Regions from separate parts of the Mus musculus genome. Here region 1 is linked to region 2. A link is a loop called in an ENCODE intact Hi-C map of the cell type or tissue named here. Cell type or tissue: left cerebral cortex. All regions are shown on one strand. Links, peaks and the distances in the headings refer to the core of each region. The heading gives the core; the rest is flanking DNA.

The links. Peaks named below come from ENCODE experiments on the same cell type or tissue, not always from the same donor. Only the 100,000 strongest peaks of a DNase experiment are listed, where the experiment ranks them.
Region 1: a loop joins it to region 2, with 2.4 times the contacts of the local background. A loop is called at or near these places in 4 of 42 quality-filtered maps.

The regions. Positions count from the first base shown.
Region 1 is chr9:52,241,363-52,246,742 of GRCm38, forward strand. No RefSeq gene overlaps it. Among named protein-coding and RNA genes, the nearest start is that of Gm25562, 47 kb to the right of the region's middle. In left cerebral cortex, for the core only: a CTCF peak has its summit at 2,473 (motif pointing right); DNase peaks (open chromatin) are centred at 401 and 2,893; H3K4me3 peaks cover 310 bases; H3K27ac peaks cover 171 bases.
Region 2 is chr9:52,166,416-52,171,795 of GRCm38, forward strand. It overlaps a transcript of Zc3h12c not described here. Among named protein-coding and RNA genes, the nearest start is that of Zc3h12c, 20 kb to the left of the region's middle. In left cerebral cortex, for the core only: a CTCF peak has its summit at 2,457; DNase peaks (open chromatin) are centred at 1,323, 1,820, 2,149 and 2,448; H3K4me3 peaks cover 2,419 bases; H3K27ac peaks cover 2,100 bases.

The DNA of each region.
Region 1 (5,380 bases), core at 283-5,282, 75 kb after region 2:
CTAAGTGTGTTAGGGGACAGGAACTCAAAGCAGTGCTGGGATGGGGTTCTGAGGGACACATGGTGAGATGCTGGAAGGGCAGAGGATGTAAAGATTGGGAAGGAAAAGGGACCTTTAGATTTCCTGGCATGCTTCTCTGAGTGATTATTCGGTTATCAGACCAGAAAATGATGGGAAGGAGGGAGTGGGGAAAGGCTGGGAGTGAGAGTAAACAGAATGCATTTCTGTGTGAAATTGTCAAAGAGCAAAGTCAATGAATAAACAAAAAGGGAGTCAGTGAGATTGTTACAAATAAAACAATCAAAATAGAAAAGGCCACTTGTTTTCCTAAATTGTAAACGGTAAAGGCAGAGGATAAAAACTGGAAGCAGTAAATTAATTCAACACTTGAAATGATGTCAACAGCGGGTGGTAGCGCTCTCTTGTGTTATGAGGTTTAAAGAAATTAATCCATGAAAAGTCCTTAGAGAGTGAGTGTACCCTAAGAGGTAGTGTGTTATTCCAGCCTGTTTCCTTTTGCAGCCAGTCATTCGTGAGGAAGTGGAGACTTTACACACATTCACACACACACACACACACACACACACACACACACACACACACACTCACACACACTCACACAGATACACACGTACACACATATACACACAGACAAACACACACACAGATATATACATACACATATACACAGACAAACACAGATGCACACACATATACACAGACAAACACAGATACACACACACAGATATGTACATAGACACACACACAGGGATATACACAGACACACACAAATACATACACAGGCAGAGAAATACAACACAAACACACAGACATACATACAAACACACATACAGACAGACAGACAGACAGACACACACACACACACACACACACACAGACCTGTTTGGTTTCAGTGTTCACAGCTATCACTGTTTGAATTGCATGTCTTCCGATCATGTCTCCAGAGCCTGCACATGGATAATCCCTTTGAATTGATTAGCCTGGTCTGTTTTTCCTCTGGTATGCATTCTTCCTGGAACTGGAACCTCACTTTGGCCACAGTTTCCCTGCATTTTTCTTTCCTTGCCATATTCAAAACAGAATAGAGATAAGACAGTTAGGACCAGTAAATGAAAGAAAGCCGTTTGTTAAATAAGAAAATCAGAAGCGACAGCCCGACCGCAGTCAGCATGACTCTAGCCCGCTAAAGTCCACATGCGCAAGCAGGCAGCTTAACTCCTACAATGTTTCTGATAGACCAGAGAATTGCTTTTCGTGCCCTGCACTGTAGCCCCTGGATGGATCCTCAAACCTGCCTGGTGTGCACCATCCTCACCCCCATTCCAGGGATGTCTGATGAACTTTGTTCAGACCTGCCCAGTGTCTGGCAGCTCTGCATCATTTTCAGGATAATAAAACTGCCGCATCTCTCCGTGAGATCTTTTAAACCCATCTCTCCTTTACTTCCGGGGTCAGATCCTCTTGTCAGTAGGTAGGGTGTTAGAAGTGGCCTATATTCAGTACTGAGAGTTTGTTACAGTGTCTTACTTTTCTGATTTTTGTCTACTTGAGGGACAAATTTGAAACAGGCTCATCGCTTCTTTAAATTTCCAAAGATTATAGAGAACTTAGCATAAATGATGAATTTTGCGTTCCAGTTCCATCCTAAGAGTCAGAAACAACGTGGCCCCTTGAAAAGCTTTCTTTGCCAATTTACTTCTAGCTCACTGCAGATAGGGTTCAGCTAGTTCTGCTTGACATTGATACAGATGTCCCTTGGACTCCTCCTCCCAAGATAAAGTGTTCCTTTTGTAAGTCCTGCTGTTCTAACCACAGCAGCTCTTGGTGACCCTGAGGAAGGAAAGAGAAGCCACTGCATTGAGTCCAGAGTATGAGACTGCCCTGTCATTGGTCACAGGGTGCGTGCTGGCCACACCTCTTGCCTCTTGTTCTCTTAAAGACTCAATTTCTTTTGTAGATGACAGTAGACAGAGTCCATCTTTCTGGCCTTTCTGTGGCCTTGAGGACACTATTTGGTATTTCACTGCATTCATCTTGTAATAAACAGCCACTAGAAGCAAAGAGATGTCATGTCTAATTGGAAAGGTAAAGTCTACTGTGAATACAAGGGCAAATGGAGAGGACTTTTGAATGACCTTGCTGCTGTCATTGTTAGCTTGGCTGATGCCCTGACTCTGTTGACTCCTGGTGCACTACATCTGTAACTCCTCAAGTGCTACTCTGTGAGCCTCTCACCGACATGATCTCACGCTCACGTGGGACTACATTTTAGTTCCTTTCAACATGACACCTTAGCTGCCTTTCAAACTAGTAGCTCTAAATCATCCCACCAAGTAAGGTTCAGATTTTGAACATCTGTCATCTCTTGAAAGCGGGTTTTGGTGTTGTTGTTGTTTTAAATATGTATGTGTGTGCTTGTGTGAGTTTGTGTGTACATTGTACATGAAGTGCCCGTGGAGAACAGAAGAGGGCATCTGATCCCCTGGGAGCTGGAGTTAAGAGAGGGTTGTGAGATGCCATGTGGGCACTGGAACTCGGGAACTCGGCAAAAGTAATCAGCATTCTGAACTGCTGAGACATCTCTCCAACCCCAGACAGTAGTCCCCCTGCCTCAGTAAAAGTAAGCTTTCTAACTTACCTTGTAAGGAATTAGAGTGCTATCTTTATTTGGAATATTTCCGTTTCTTCTGACATTTAGTGAGCCGCTAGAGAAAGCTGATGCGCGTAGCCTGCTGTCTTTTACATCAGTTATTTAGTGAGTCGAGCAAGAATACATTAGGCCTATTTTTAGCATGTTCTTTCTTATAAGCGCATCATGAACGTCAGAGAGTCTTAGCAGCCTCACTAATGTGGGAAGTGAACTTGTCAGATATCAGTTCCTCTGCAGGGTCAGGCTTAATTGAAACGCCGAGATGGAGATAGGGAACCACACTAAAGAAAACTCCAAGTGATTCAAGGAGTGGTATTTATAAACCTGAGTCAGCAGTGAATCAGCTCTCAAGTGGGGGCTCAGGGGACTGCTTGGTTAAAGCGACAACAAAGCCAAATTGAAGCTGAGCCCGCCCGCCTGGGCTTCTTGTTCGATATCCTGGGTTTTCTCTGGAATTACTGCTGTACCTCTGCAGAAGTCTGAGGAGCAGGCTGTGACCCCTGCTCTCCCCATCCCGCCCCAGGTGTTTCTCTCAGTGTTAAAAGCAGCAAAGACATCAAGAATAAGTTCATTTAAAATTAAAATGTGCTGTCTCCTTGCAACCTTTTTTTTTTTTTTTTGGTCTTGAGGCAAGGTCTCATGTGTGGTCTAGCCTGACCTTAAACTTATTATGTAGCTGAGGATGACCTTGGACTTAGGATCATCCTGCTTTGATTCTTGAGGGACCAAGTACCACAATGGCACATTGTGTAAGAAAAACCAAGAGTAGCACTTTTTGGAACTTCATACCTGATCCATTTTAACCACTTACAAAGCCTATATTTAACAAGAGGTGGCTCTGAGTCTTAGGATGTGAGAGGCTGCTGGAAAGAACACAGCCTGAAACAATTTCCAGTCAAGATTCTGGTTCAGATAATCCTGTCAGACAGACCCAAGTTTCCTATCCCATGTCCGAGTGGAAAGCAGTAAATCTCAGGTCTTAACCGAGCCACCTCAAATAACTAAATGGTCAAGCTCCACTTCAGTGTACAGTAGATTCACTAACATCCTAAGTGGCAAAAGATAAAGATAACAGAAATCATTTAAAAAATTCGGAAGCTCAAAGCATGATATATGTACAGATGGACCCTGTCTTCCTGAGATCTGATACTGGTGAAATTATAACCCCCGGTTCGTTCGTCCTTCCTTCCTTCCTTCCTTCCTTCCTTCCTTCCTTCCTTCCTTCCTTCCTTCCTCTCTCTCTCTCTCTCTCCCCCCCCTCTCTCCTCCTCCTCCTCCTCCTTCTTTTTTAAAGTGAAAATTGAAGACAGATTCCAGCCAAATTTATTAAGGTTTGTGATCATTGTTAAACATGTATCTGAGACTTTTTCTCTTGAACTGACATTGGATTAAAATGAGTTTATGTGGGGACCAAGAACTCAAGCTTATGTTACCAGTCGGCAACTTGAGGACAGAATTCATCAGTGTTTAAAGACAGTTAGGGAGCATCAGGCTCAGCAACACTTGGCCAGAGAGTTGTCCGTCCAGGATCCCATAGTGAGGCTTCACAGTGTAGCCACGGACCTCCTTCCACAGTGAGTCTGGAAACTTGAATGACTTCACCACTGGCTCACTGGCCAGAGTTCATTTGCAAAGAGAAAGAGGTGATTGCAGAGACTGCGTTATATCATATATAATTTAGGTAGTCTTTAGCACTTAAGAAAGAAAAGCCTGTTTGAGTTCACAGAGTGGTTCTACCGCATATTTTTGCGTTTTCAGATTCAGTTGGGAGTTGTAGGGTTGTCAGGGTCTAATTTCCTCAGGAAGCATATTTAAAAAAATAAAAATGGGGGGCTAGGAGATGGCTCAGTAGTTAGTTAATAGGGCACACTACTCTTGACGAGAACCAGAGTTTAGTTCCCAACACCCAATGGTTCATAAATGCCTGTAACTCTCGCTTGTGACTTCCACAGGCACCAGGGTTCATATGCACATACTCACATGTACACAAACAAACATAGATAATAATAATAATAATAATAATAATAATAATAATAATAATAATAATAATAATGAAAGTTAAATTTTTATCTAACCTATATTTATCACCAAAGGAGATACCATTTTAAAGCTGTCAAGTGGAAGGGGATTATACCAATCAATGTAAAAATGACTTAAGAAGGACTGGAAAGAACATTAAAGACTCATTCTACTGCATGTGTCTCTACTTTCTTCTCAGCTTGATGGGACTCTGCTGTGGATCAGCCTATACACTCTTGCCTGACAATCCCTGGATGTGTAGCACTGAGGCCAACCTAGTCCCTTGGTTTACTCTCGGACCTGAGGGAAAACTCCCGAAACTGTGCTCCAAGAAGTCAGTCGTCTAAAGCCAAGCATGTAGATATTTCTTAAAACATGTTGTTGAGATGATTATTTCCAGATCATGTGCTAATTCTTGGAGGTGGGGTTGGGCAGGGGACAAGGCACACAGAGTTTGTCTAGGTCTCCCTTCAGGAGCCAGAACCTCTTTATCTTTTTGCTGCATAGCTTTAGACAAAAGGGCTCCTTCTGAGGGTCTGAAGCCCATCCTTCATGAACCAAATATTCTTCCTGGTGGTCTGTGGGAAGGATATACTCAGGTTACATCATATCAACAATAGCTGAACATCACCCCACAGGAGTCCCAGGCCTCTCTGCTTTGGTGGGTTTACCTGGTTCATGGATGAAGTA
Region 2 (5,380 bases), core at 313-5,312:
GGGGTCCAATTTGGCAGTTGTAACTGATTAAGATGTCTCCAGAGAGGCCCCAAATATAAAACAGGATATTTTTGTTGTGATCATTTTAAAAGGTGGTAAAAGGAAGTGAGTAATAAAAGCCCCCCACCACCACCCCCAGCACGCAAACATTCCAAGTTTCTATTTTCCATTGCACCAAAATAGTTCCATTAGACTTTCATGGTTAAATAGAAGTTAAAAAAAATATTGATCTCTTTGTTGTTAATCACCTGATTATGGGATCCAAGTCAGTGCTCAGAACCCTGGCTGCAGTAGGTCCCCAATTCAAGCCCACATAGCAAAGAGAAAAGAAAATGCTCATTTGTTTATAATGTTTCCTCTTTTGTTTTGGAGACAAGGGTGCAACCATTATAGCCCTGACTAACCTAGAACTTGCAATAGACACCAAGCTGGCCTGGAATTCAAGAGATCTGCCTGCTTCTGCCTCCCAAATGTTGGGATAAAGGCATGTTTACTCTTCTTAATGGTCATATACTAGAAGAATTGCAACTTACTATGAAAGTAAAAGCAACTCTTCAAGAAAAATATTCAAATATTTCAAGTCATAAATTCAGATTCAATCAAACAGGTTATTTTTGACATCTTTATGGTGCCATCAAGTGAATAGATTTACATTGCTGATGTGCAAGAACAGAAGGAAATGTCTGAAAAATGCATGGGCTTGGGCTTGGGCTTGGGCCATCTATTCAGAAGTCAGAGACTACCAAGATTTAAGAAACTGTAAGTAAAATCAATTGCTTATACATGTGAGAGACTACATAAACTTAGGTTATGCCCTTGTACCCATGACTTTGTTTGATACATCCTCTTCTCCAGCCCTGGCTGGCCTCACACTTAGGATCCCGTTGCACTAGCCCAGGGCTGGGATCACAGGCATGTGTCCCACTGCTTCTAGCTGTAGTCTTTTTAAATGGGTCTTGGAAAGTCAAAAAAAAAAAAAAAAAAGTGAGGTACGTCTGTCTCCTGGTTTCTGTTTATATTTGAAGTAGAGACGAAAATCTCAATAAGGCAATGAGTGAAGAACTGTACAACTTTCTCAGATTTCTAAATATACAACGCTTAGGCCCAATTATCTCTTCATCTATTCTAAGGCGGTTAAAAAAAAAAATCTGAATCAATAAGCGTCTGATGGAGCTGGAGATACTCCAAGACAGTCCTGCAACCAATAGGAGAACTTTCCCTAAATGTGGATTACGGCTTCATCTCTTTATCACAAAACTGAGAACACAAACCCCCAGTGTTAACGGATACCCAAAGCAGCAGGAGACCCGGAGTAATCAGTGCTTGGAAGCAACCGCTGTTTGTAAGGATTTTCAGGGACAATAAAGGATGATAAAACAGTGTAGGGAGGAAAAGCGGGATTCATTTCTCCAAGTTAAGTAACACCTTGTAGCTCACAGGGAGTTAAAAATGAGCCCAGCTGAAATGGGCGCGGGCTTTGGGCAGGAGGGTGAGGACGGGGATCAGGCGAAGGGTGAAAGGTTGGTTTCCCTAGGACTCGCCAGAGGACGGGCGGAGAGATGGCTAATGAAAGCGAATGGCTGGGGCTGGATAGAGATGCCGGGTGATGCCTCACCCCACGAGCGCGCGAGGGTCCGAGCGGCAGGATCACAGCCGTGGGTCCGTTTCCCTCGGCGGCGCCCGGGCCCGCCTCCATGTTCGCTGGCCCTGGCCCTCGGGCGGGCTGGAGCTACTGGACCGGCGTTCTAGGCCTCCGGGCCCGGCCTCCCCTCGTCGAATTCCCCACGGGGGCTGGCGCCGCCCGCGGGCAGGATGCGCTCGGCTTTCCCGCTCAGTGTTCGGGGCGGCGGGCGCTGCGCCACTCGACCTCGGGGGTCGGAGCCGCCTGGGCCTGGAGTTCCCTGAGCGTGGCCGCTCTGGCTCCGGCTCCGGCGGATCCTGAGCTCCGCTCTCGGGCGCGGCCTCCCCTGCCCCGCGGGCCTCCCGCGCCTCTCGCTCGGGAGCACACCGCACTGAGGGCGGCGAGGAAAGACTAGCGCGGCCATCCCGACCCTCCTCACACCCCGCGGGCCTCCGTGCCACCCACCTGCAATGTCTTCTCCGCAGCCATCACGGCATGCTCTGGAAGCCGGGCCGGCCCCGGGCCCCCTCCGCCAGGCGGCCGCCTCTCGCCTTAGCGCCGGGCCGCCGCGGCCGCCGCTAGGGCTCGGGCCGAGCGGGACGCTCCCCCATGCCGCCGCCTCGCCCGCACGCCCGGCGGACTGCACGCCAGGGCCGCGGCTCTCAGGCGCCCCGGGGCTCCGCCGCCCGCCGCCGCGCTCCTCGCTCTCTGCCTTGCTCGCCCGCTTACCCGCCCGCCCGCCCCAAGCCGCTGCAGCCACTGCGTACCGCGTTCCTCCCCTCCGCTCTCTTGACTTCCTTCGCTGCCACTGGAGCGGAGCTTGGCAAACCAGCACCTGCTGCTGGAGAACGCCGAGAACTGAAACAGGAAACCCTAAGCCAGGGGGGGAAACCCGGGAGGCTTGGGGAGGGGTGAGGGGAGCTGCTGGGACCTGTCGGGCTCTACCCGAGCCTCCTCCCTGCCCGTGCATTCCCCTCCCGGCCCAACCCTAGGTAGGGTCCCTAGTCCTCTCCCCAGCAAGAACTCTGGTCCCACCCTTGACCCTGACGGCGCCTCTTGTGCTGGCCACAACATCTCCACCTTGCACCAGCCCAGATCATGCCCGGGGCAGCCAAAGAAATCCAAGTGTTGCTTTCTAGGGGCATGTTACTTGTTTGTTGACTTATCATTAATACCTTGAAATGGGGGGTGGGGGCAAACAAAACACCACACCCTGCGTAATAAAGACCACTAAAGGAATTTAAACAAATGAAGCTGTAGGGGATTCACCCTTTGGGAAGGGCTTCCTTCAGCTAGGAAACCGGCTTTGCTGGAAATGGCAATCAACGTCGGAATTGAGGTTAAACCCGAGATGAACACAGATCACTTTAGGTTGGGTGCAGGCAGCCCTGTGCACAGAGGTGAACACCTGTGAATAGCCCTGAGCGCTGAGCGTTCCCGTTTCAGAGAAGTGAACAACACCTAGAGCAATCTAGGTCAACTTCTCAGAAACGCTCCCACCTCTTACTCACCTGCTTATGGAAATGTTAAATCAAAGCCTTACTTCTTGCCCTTGCAGGCTGCATCTAATTCTGAAACAGGAGGAACACTATGCCATCCATCATCAGTAGTTTACTTATCTCATGAAATCGTCACCATAGCCAGGTGAGCAAACTATTAGGATCCAGTTTATCGTCAGACTAGCGAAGTTCTCAAAGTTTATACAACTTAGGTTAGAGGAAAGATCCCTATGTGTTTGTCTCAGGGCTGGCCTAAGACGCCTTTGGCTACACGTTTCACCTTTATTAGAATTGTTTCTTGCTTTTCTGAATTGTTTTCAATAGGACGTAGATCATTTAAGCCTGGATCCCTGGCTACTCAATGTTCTAGTATTCATGATGCTTATTGAAGCTCAAACTGTATAGTTTAAGGTTTCTTTCGTTTTACAAAACCGAAACCCGCCTTCATAGCTCCGTGGAGCAGCACATCTATCCCCGTTACATCTGTTTTGCACTTTAAGTATTGAGGAGGTCCCAGCTGAACGCATCCTTCACATGATGCCCATGGACACTCTGAGCCTAAGAAAGCAGAGTGTCTTACTTAGCCTATTCTCTACTTTTGGCAGACTAATTTGGGGGCCTGTTCAATAAAGATTGCAGACAGGAGGTTGGCGTCTGTGGGCCACAGTTTTAGTATCACTTTGGAGACCCCAGGAAGACTAGCAATCTGCTCTCTGCAGCAGGTCAGATTTTTTTTGGCAAGAAGGATAGAATAGAATACTCTGGGAAAGCTGCCCCTGTACACTCCGCCAAACCTACAGATCTCTGGAGCAGGACTAAGAGAGTGGCAGGGACTTAGAAAGAATTTGGCTGGCAGACAACAGTAAGTAGCAGCCTTCTGACATGACTTTAGTGACACCAGGAGGTTTCTCCATTCTTAATGCAGTGCCGGGACAGCCTTCTTATTCTGCAGTTGACTCAGCCAAATCCCAATGAATGTGGATTAAGCATAGCTGAAGATCAGGGGCACTGTGTTATGTACTTTGGAGATAAGATGAATATCAGCTGTAAAAGCTACTAGTTATTGGATGATTATAAAATTCCAAATACTATTCTTTTCATGAGTTTTCTTGTTTAATGCCCCCAAAACCCGTGTAGAGGAGAACCTGCCATAACCCCCCCTCCCTTTGCAGAGAGAACCAACACCAGAACTACAGGCAGCAGATAACCAAGAGCAGACAACCAAGAGCGCAGGATCTACACTTTAGGCAGTTTGACTCGAGAATTAGGAGCTGTTTAAGAATATGATGTAATAATCGCCCAATATTCACATTGCTGTTTAGCTGGGGAGATAAGAACACCCAAAGAAAACCCTGAGCAAAGGGTTTGCAAAGGGAAATCTGAGGCAGATTGTGACGGGTGAATAGTATTCTGATGAGTTGTAGATAACCAAGATCGTGTCCAAGGACAGCATTGATGAACAGCCAGGGCGATCTGGGGAACAGAGATTCAAAGAAAAAGGCTAGAGAGGAAAAGAAGAGCAGAATCATAGATTGTGTGAAAACAGAAAGGGGGAAGAGGGAGGCATGGAAGAGAGAAAGGAGAGAGGTAAAGATGGCTATTTGGCTCTGGGTAGCCCACTAACCAGTGGAGAATCTGTGACAGGTTTTAGAAGGTCATCTAGAAAACCTCATATTGTAGGTAGACAAGACTACACTCACTGGATGGTCAGAAGGGAATGCGAAGCAAATGCTGAGGCTCACATGGTAGAACAAACCTGAACTAGTGATATGAATGGCAAGGTAAGAGAGGAGAGGAAGAGACTCGTTAATTGTTAAGTGTAAACCTCAGAGGCCTCCTGGATATCTGGGTATACACTCAGTGGGGTGGGGTAAGAGTGGGAGAGTGGGAGTGTGCCGTCACGTGAGTGTAGTGTGAAACCTGAAGGAAAGGCAAAGGGTGGGAGGGACGGAACGACTTCTAAAATCCAGAATTATTCTGTTTTAAATGTGCAGAGTGTCACAGTGTTATCTGTGGGAGATAGTTTAGTATATAGATTTATCTGCTAATGAAAGAAAAAGATGGAAACTTAACATGGTCTCCATTATACAGCAACCAGGTAAGGCTGTTCATTTGCTTGTAAAACAGTGTTGAAAGAAAATTTCTAATAAAAATAAAATGCTTCTATGGCTCTAAGTTAAATAGGCTGTCTGAGACCCCATTTACATCATCCTCTTACCCCAAGCTGTACTTCCTGGTAAGGAGAGAGGCATATACAGGA